2 separate regions of the Homo sapiens genome follow, and region 1 is linked to region 2. Evidence: read pairs that join two places in POLR2A ChIA-PET (ENCODE). Cell type or tissue: OCI-LY7. All regions are shown on one strand. Links, peaks and the distances in the headings refer to the core of each region. The heading gives the core; the rest is flanking DNA.

The links. ChIA-PET counts read pairs that join two places held together with the same protein. Peaks named below come from ENCODE experiments on the same cell type or tissue, not always from the same donor. Only the 100,000 strongest peaks of a DNase experiment are listed, where the experiment ranks them.
Region 1: POLR2A ChIA-PET joins it to region 2 with 7 read pairs; 5 of 35 experiments call an interaction of 5 or more read pairs at or near these places.

The regions. Positions count from the first base shown.
Region 1 is chr18:12,413,860-12,416,770 of GRCh38, reverse strand. The region is part of intron 1 of PRELID3A (PRELI domain containing 3A); the gene reads right to left. Among named protein-coding and RNA genes, the nearest start is that of PRELID3A, 7.4 kb to the right of the region's middle. RefSeq lists an enhancer at 147-1,097. In OCI-LY7, for the core only: no CTCF peak of the experiment used is centred there; no DNase peak of the experiment used is centred there.
Region 2 is chr18:12,313,497-12,316,407 of GRCh38, reverse strand. The region is part of intron 3 of TUBB6 (tubulin beta 6 class V); the gene reads right to left. Among named protein-coding and RNA genes, the nearest start is that of TUBB6, 6.7 kb to the right of the region's middle. In OCI-LY7, for the core only: no CTCF peak of the experiment used is centred there; a DNase peak (open chromatin) is centred at 1,617; H3K4me3 peaks cover 437 bases; H3K27ac peaks cover 969 bases.

The sequences.
Region 1 (2,911 bases), core at 274-2,773, 100 kb before region 2:
GGGAGGCTGAGGCAGGAGAATGGCGTGAACCCGGGAGGCGGAGCTTGCAGTGAGCCCAGATCATGCCACTGCACTCCACCCTGGGCAACAGAGTGAGACTCTGTCTAAAAAAAAAAAAAAAAAGAAAGAAAGAAAAGAAAAGAAAATAGCCTTGTCTGGGCACAGTGGCTCATGCCTGTAAATCCCAGCACTTGGGGAGGCTGAGGCAGGAAGACTGCTTGATGCTAGGAGCTCAAGCCCAGCCTGGGCAATATAGCAAGACCCCTCATCTCTACAAAAACAGAAAACATTAACCAGGCATGGTGGCACACCCCTGTGGTACTAGCTATTTGGGAGGCTGAGGTTGAGGCAGGAGGATCACCTAAGACCGGAGGTCGAGGCTGCAGCAAGCCATGATTGTACCACTGCACTCCAGCCTGGGTGACAGAGCAAATGCCTGTCTAAAAAAACAAACAACAACAACAACAACAAAAACCCAGAAAGAACAAAAATAGCCTGACACGCTTTCAATGGGCAAAAATAGACAAGTCTGGCAATATTGAGTACTGGAAAGGGTATAGGAAATAGGACAACAGGAAGTGCTGCTGGTGGACACAAACTGGCACAGGCACTAATGGCAGCAGTTTACCCAGAGAAGCTGAAAATGGACACCCCGCCCCTGCCGAAATCAGTCAGGGTTCTCAGCTGCCTGGTTGAGGCAGAAGAGGAATGTGCTGAAGTTTATTTTCAAGAGGAGCAGAGAACTGCCTACTCAGAGATCCCCAACCAGGCGGCAGGAGCCTCCTCTGCTGCTGTTCGTGGAGACCTCTGGGGAATCCTATCCCCCAAGGGCAAGAGGCCTCCGCTGCCACCCAGCATGGATGGCTCCCCACATACACGTGTCCCAAGTGCTCTGACACCATGTGTGTGGTGGGTCTGCCTGGCGGGCTAAGGGAAGCTGGTTTCTGAGCTGGGGAATGAAAAGGAATAACAAAGGACTCTCTAAGCACCAACAGTGTCGGGAAGATGAAGAAGGAGGAAATTACATGATGTCTGGGATTTGCCTAAAATAACCCAGGGGAAGGAGCAGTGGGTGGGGACACAGAGGACCCTGGACTGGCTGCCAGAGGGTAACTGTTAAGCTGGGGGTGGCACCGGCTCTCAGTATTCTAGTCTCTCCATGTTTGCATAGTTGTGAAATTTCCATAGCAAAAATCTGTCTTAAAAAGATTTAAGGCCAGGCACAGTGGCTCATGCCTGTAATCCCAGCACTTTGGGAGGCCGAGGCGGGCGGATCACTTGACAGGAGTTCTAGAACAGCCTGCCCAACATGGTGAAACCCAGTCTCTACTAAAAATACAAAAATTAGCTGGGCATGGTGGCGCACACCTGTAGTCCCAGCTACTTAGGAGCCTGAGGCAGGAGAATTGCTTGAACCTGGGAGGCAGAGGTTGCTGTGAGCCAAGAACGCACCACTGCACTTCTGCCTGGGTGACAGAGTGAGACCCTGTCTCAAAACAAAACAAAAAAATAAAAATTAAAAAAAAAAAAAGATGTAGGCAGACCAGGTGTGTTGGCTTATGCTTGTAACCCCAGCATTTTGGGAGGCCAAGGCAGGAAGTTCACTTGAGACCAGGAGTTCAAGACCAGCCTGCGCAATAGAGCAAGATCCCTATGTCAACAAAAAATACGAAAATTAGCCAGGTGTGGTAGCTCGCAACCATAGTCCCAGCTACTGCAGAGCCTGAGATGGGAGGATCACTTAAGCCAAACAGTTTGAGGCTGCAGTAAGTCGTGATTGCACTACTGCACTCCAGCCTGGGCAACAGAGCAAGACCGTCTCTAAAAAAAAGAAAGAAAAAAAGATGTAGGCAGCCAAAAACAAGATAGTAGGCCTGCTATACCCCACCACCAAGTGACCCAAGGCCTCCATCAGCTGCTCCTTAGCATTTGGGCCACACACCCTGGTGGCTCCAAGAACTTTTCCAGACATAACTGTTGTCACAGTGCTACTGAGACATGACTGACCTTTTCTTTTGGTGGGGGTGGAGGGGTGGGGGGAGGACCAAGTCTCACTCTGTTGCAGAGTGAGACTGGGATGCAGTGGGTGTGATCTCAACTCACTGCAACCTCCACCTCCCGGGTTCAAGCAATTCTCGTGCCTCAGCTTCCCGAGTAGCTAGGACTACAGGCATGAGCCACCACACCCAGCTAATTTTTGTATTTTTAGTAGAGATGGGGGTTCACCATGTTGACTAGGCTGGTCTCAAACTCCTGACCTCAGGTGATCCACCCACCTCGGCCTCCCAAAGTGCTGGGATTACAGGCATGAGCCATGGCGCCCGGCCAATGACTGGCCTTTTTTGCTGTATTGACATTTGCGCTAATTCTGCAAAAGCAATAAAAGGACAGAGCCAGTATCTTCCCAGCATCAAGGCAGGGCTCCAAATTGCATGTGGTCACCGCAGTCCTCACTGCTGTGCACTTGGGAAACAATGCCAGTTTCTCTTAGGGACATCTGTGAGTAAATGGCCAAGTGATTAGTTTTATGACTGCTTGACCCCTGAGTACTCTTCTCTTTGATATTCTGTGTGAGGGAACAGAAGTGCACCAGAAGCCCCTCTGCTGCTGCGGCCCAAGTCCCTCGACTCTGGGGTGTCTGGGGGGCGCCGGCACTTGTTCACTCTGAGTGGGAGCCCCTGTCTCTCTGCTGCTTTCCACTGCCTGCCTCTTGTACTTGAAAGAGCAATAAACAGAAAGAACAATAAACAGATAAACTTTGCTTATTCAGACTTGGGGATCTGGCAGATGATTTCTTGAAAATTAACAAAGTAAGCCTGTGCTTCAAGGAAAACAACTGATAGCATTTGCTGCCAAAGATAAAATTTGAGCTTTAAAGTGATAATTTGGCCAGGCACGGTGGCTCACGCCT
Region 2 (2,911 bases), core at 105-2,604:
TTGAAGGCTTACAGGGACAATTAGATAACTAAATGGGCACCATAGGTCTGTCTTAATTTGTCTTAATCTTCGTGATCCCATTTGTCAACAGCTAGAAAGACCTTACACTCTCCCAATGTTCAATTCAAATAAACCAAAGAAAACTCACAATTGCTAAAGTGGCAGCTGTGAGAAACTAGCTTCTCACCACTTCAATAGTTTGTGATGCACTCATGTCATAAAGATCAGTTCATGGCTTCGACTCTCTCTTGAGACCTGGCCAGGTCCTGGCTGCACTGCGTTGACTGCTGGTGGGTGAGGCCTCCTCGGGGCACCCATCCAGACTGGGTTGGGTCCCTCAGTTGCTGCCAGGCCTGGGGCAGACTGGGCCGGGGCCAGACAGCCATGACCTGCTGAAAACCTTCTCCATGAAAGCTGCCTTTTCCGTGACCACACCTTTGAGACAACTGATATCTTTTTTTTGACAGAGTTAAGGCATGCAAAAGCATATGAAAAATAATATGAATCTCTACACACCTACTACCCATTTAAGAAATAAAACCGGCCACTGGTACATGAAGCCCTGTGTAACAAGTGTGAGTGTGAACTTACTCAACTATGTAGAATTATATACTTTTTTCCTATTTTATCTCAAAAAGCAGTAATGGGTGTGGCATGAGTTTCGGCTAACCACCCTTCCCCTGGGAAACAGTGCAGCGTGCGCTGAGTTGCATTTTAATGTCCTGCCTTCCGGCTCCTCTATGCGTGAGTCCTGGCGTGATATGTGTGCAGGTTTCTCTGTTTTACGCTGACAATTTACGTCAGTGTAGAATAGAAGGGCCAAATTCAGAGCTGTTCTTACATTTCCTATAAAGTAGTTCTTAAAGCCCTGAGTCTCTCATAAAATAAGCATTCAGTTGCTACGTTTCTTTGAAAAGTTTAATTTCAGGCAAAAGTGCAGCAAAAACTACGCTCTCAGACACTGCTGGTGGCATTAATCCAATTGGAAGTGTGTAAAAAGGGCTTAAATCTCTTCACTCTTTGACCCAGTAATTTTGCTTTTTGAGAATCTATTCTGAAATCAAAGTGAGAAACAGACAAATTTAAGTGAATCAAGATGTTCAATATTCCTTTTAAGAGCAAAAAGCTGAAAAGAAACAGCTTCCTGATTATTGGCCATTATAAAGTTGCATAAAGAATTAATTACACATTATGGAGCTATTAAAAATTATGGATTTTAGAAACTAAATGTGAAATATGGTTTATAATATAATGTTCAATGGAAAAAGATATAAATGATACCATGATTACAATAATGAGAGTCAGCAAAAAGAAACAAAGGTGAAAAAAATACCTCAGTGCTGACAATAATTACACTAAGATGATGAACATACAGAATTTTTTTTTAACTCTAGTTTTAAACTTTTAAGAGTGTGGTTATATTAGTTTTTGCTAAAAAAAAAAAGCAAAGTTTAAAAAGCAAAGCAAAGTACAAATTAAAAATAAATACGAATCACTCAGGATGGTGGGGAGAGCTCCCTTTTAAATATATTAAAAGCATATATTCCCCTTTATGAGACAATGTCAGCTGTGTCACCTGCTGTGCTTCCTTTTTTGGATTTAGTTGCCAGAAACCCAGAGCTAAAATTAATTCTCAGCCACAGCTGAGCTCACAGTTGACTCTGTGTTGTAAACTGCTACATTTATGCCTGTCTTTTACTGTTGTTTCATATCCTTCTTTGAAGAAGGTATATATTTTACATATGTAAAACTTTAAGATCTTTTTTATCTATAAAAATTCACAGATATGCTTGTAACTGTTTCCCAATCTCAGGAAGGACTCCTGCGAGGGAGGCAGGCAGGGAGGGAGGTGGGTTTTCACTGTATGGCCTTTCCAGCTACGCACCATGTGCACACACTGCCTATCAAAGAAGAGGTGTGATTTCTAAAAGGTGTATTAGTTGGAAATACATGAATTGTGTCTGGTAAAGCTTACTGAGACTACGGTAGACTCAGCCAACTATAATTCAGACTCAAGAAATCTTAGCTGTCCGCTCGCTCAGATTCTCACCAAAAATCCACTGAACCTCAAGGAGAAGACTGGGCAGAATTCTACAACAAGTGGGGGAGATAGGGCCATTTCTTCTCGCAGATTCTTACAGGGGTCTGTGACCCCAAGATGCTTGGGGGGGGTCCTTCATTTCAGATAGTAAAATGAAGACCCCCAGAGAAGGGAACTGATGCTGCCAGCGGGCACAGAGCTAGGGTCAGCTGCTCAGTTTCCCTCTCCCGGTGCGGTGCTCTTTCTTCCTGGCTATGTTAACTCTGTGACCTGGGAATGTGGTCCAGAAAGAAGCTGTGGCTGCTGAGTCTATACCTACTTAGTAAGTGAGTTACTCAATGCTGATCTGTATAAAGTAGGATCGTCCTTTTTCCTTTCTCACAATACAGAATATTAATGTTATCCAAGTCAGGTCTTTATTACAGTACTCAGAGAGCAGTCCCTCTGAATTGACAAGGATGACACTGGGCAAGAGGAGCTCTCAGACACCCCCCGTGGGCATGCAAATGGATTCAGCTCTTCTGGAGGCCAATCTGCAATCTCTATGTGTGAGCATTTCTGCAGAACAGATTCCTTGAACTGGAACTCTTGGATGGAAATTATTGATTTGCTCAATCTACTAAGTAGTTCTCTGAACAGCTGTTATTTTCCCAAACACCTTCACCAACACTAGGTCTTAGCAGCTTCTGAAATACTGGCCAATCTGGTGGGAGAATATTTTGTTTTAATTCCCTCTTGCCTCTAGTTAGTAGTAAATTTTGTCCCCAGGTATTTATAGCTTTTATTACAGTTGTGAATAGGATGTGTTCCCCAGTGATTATTGCTTTTAATGTGATTCATCTGTTCCAGTTTGCCTGGGACCCTGGCAGT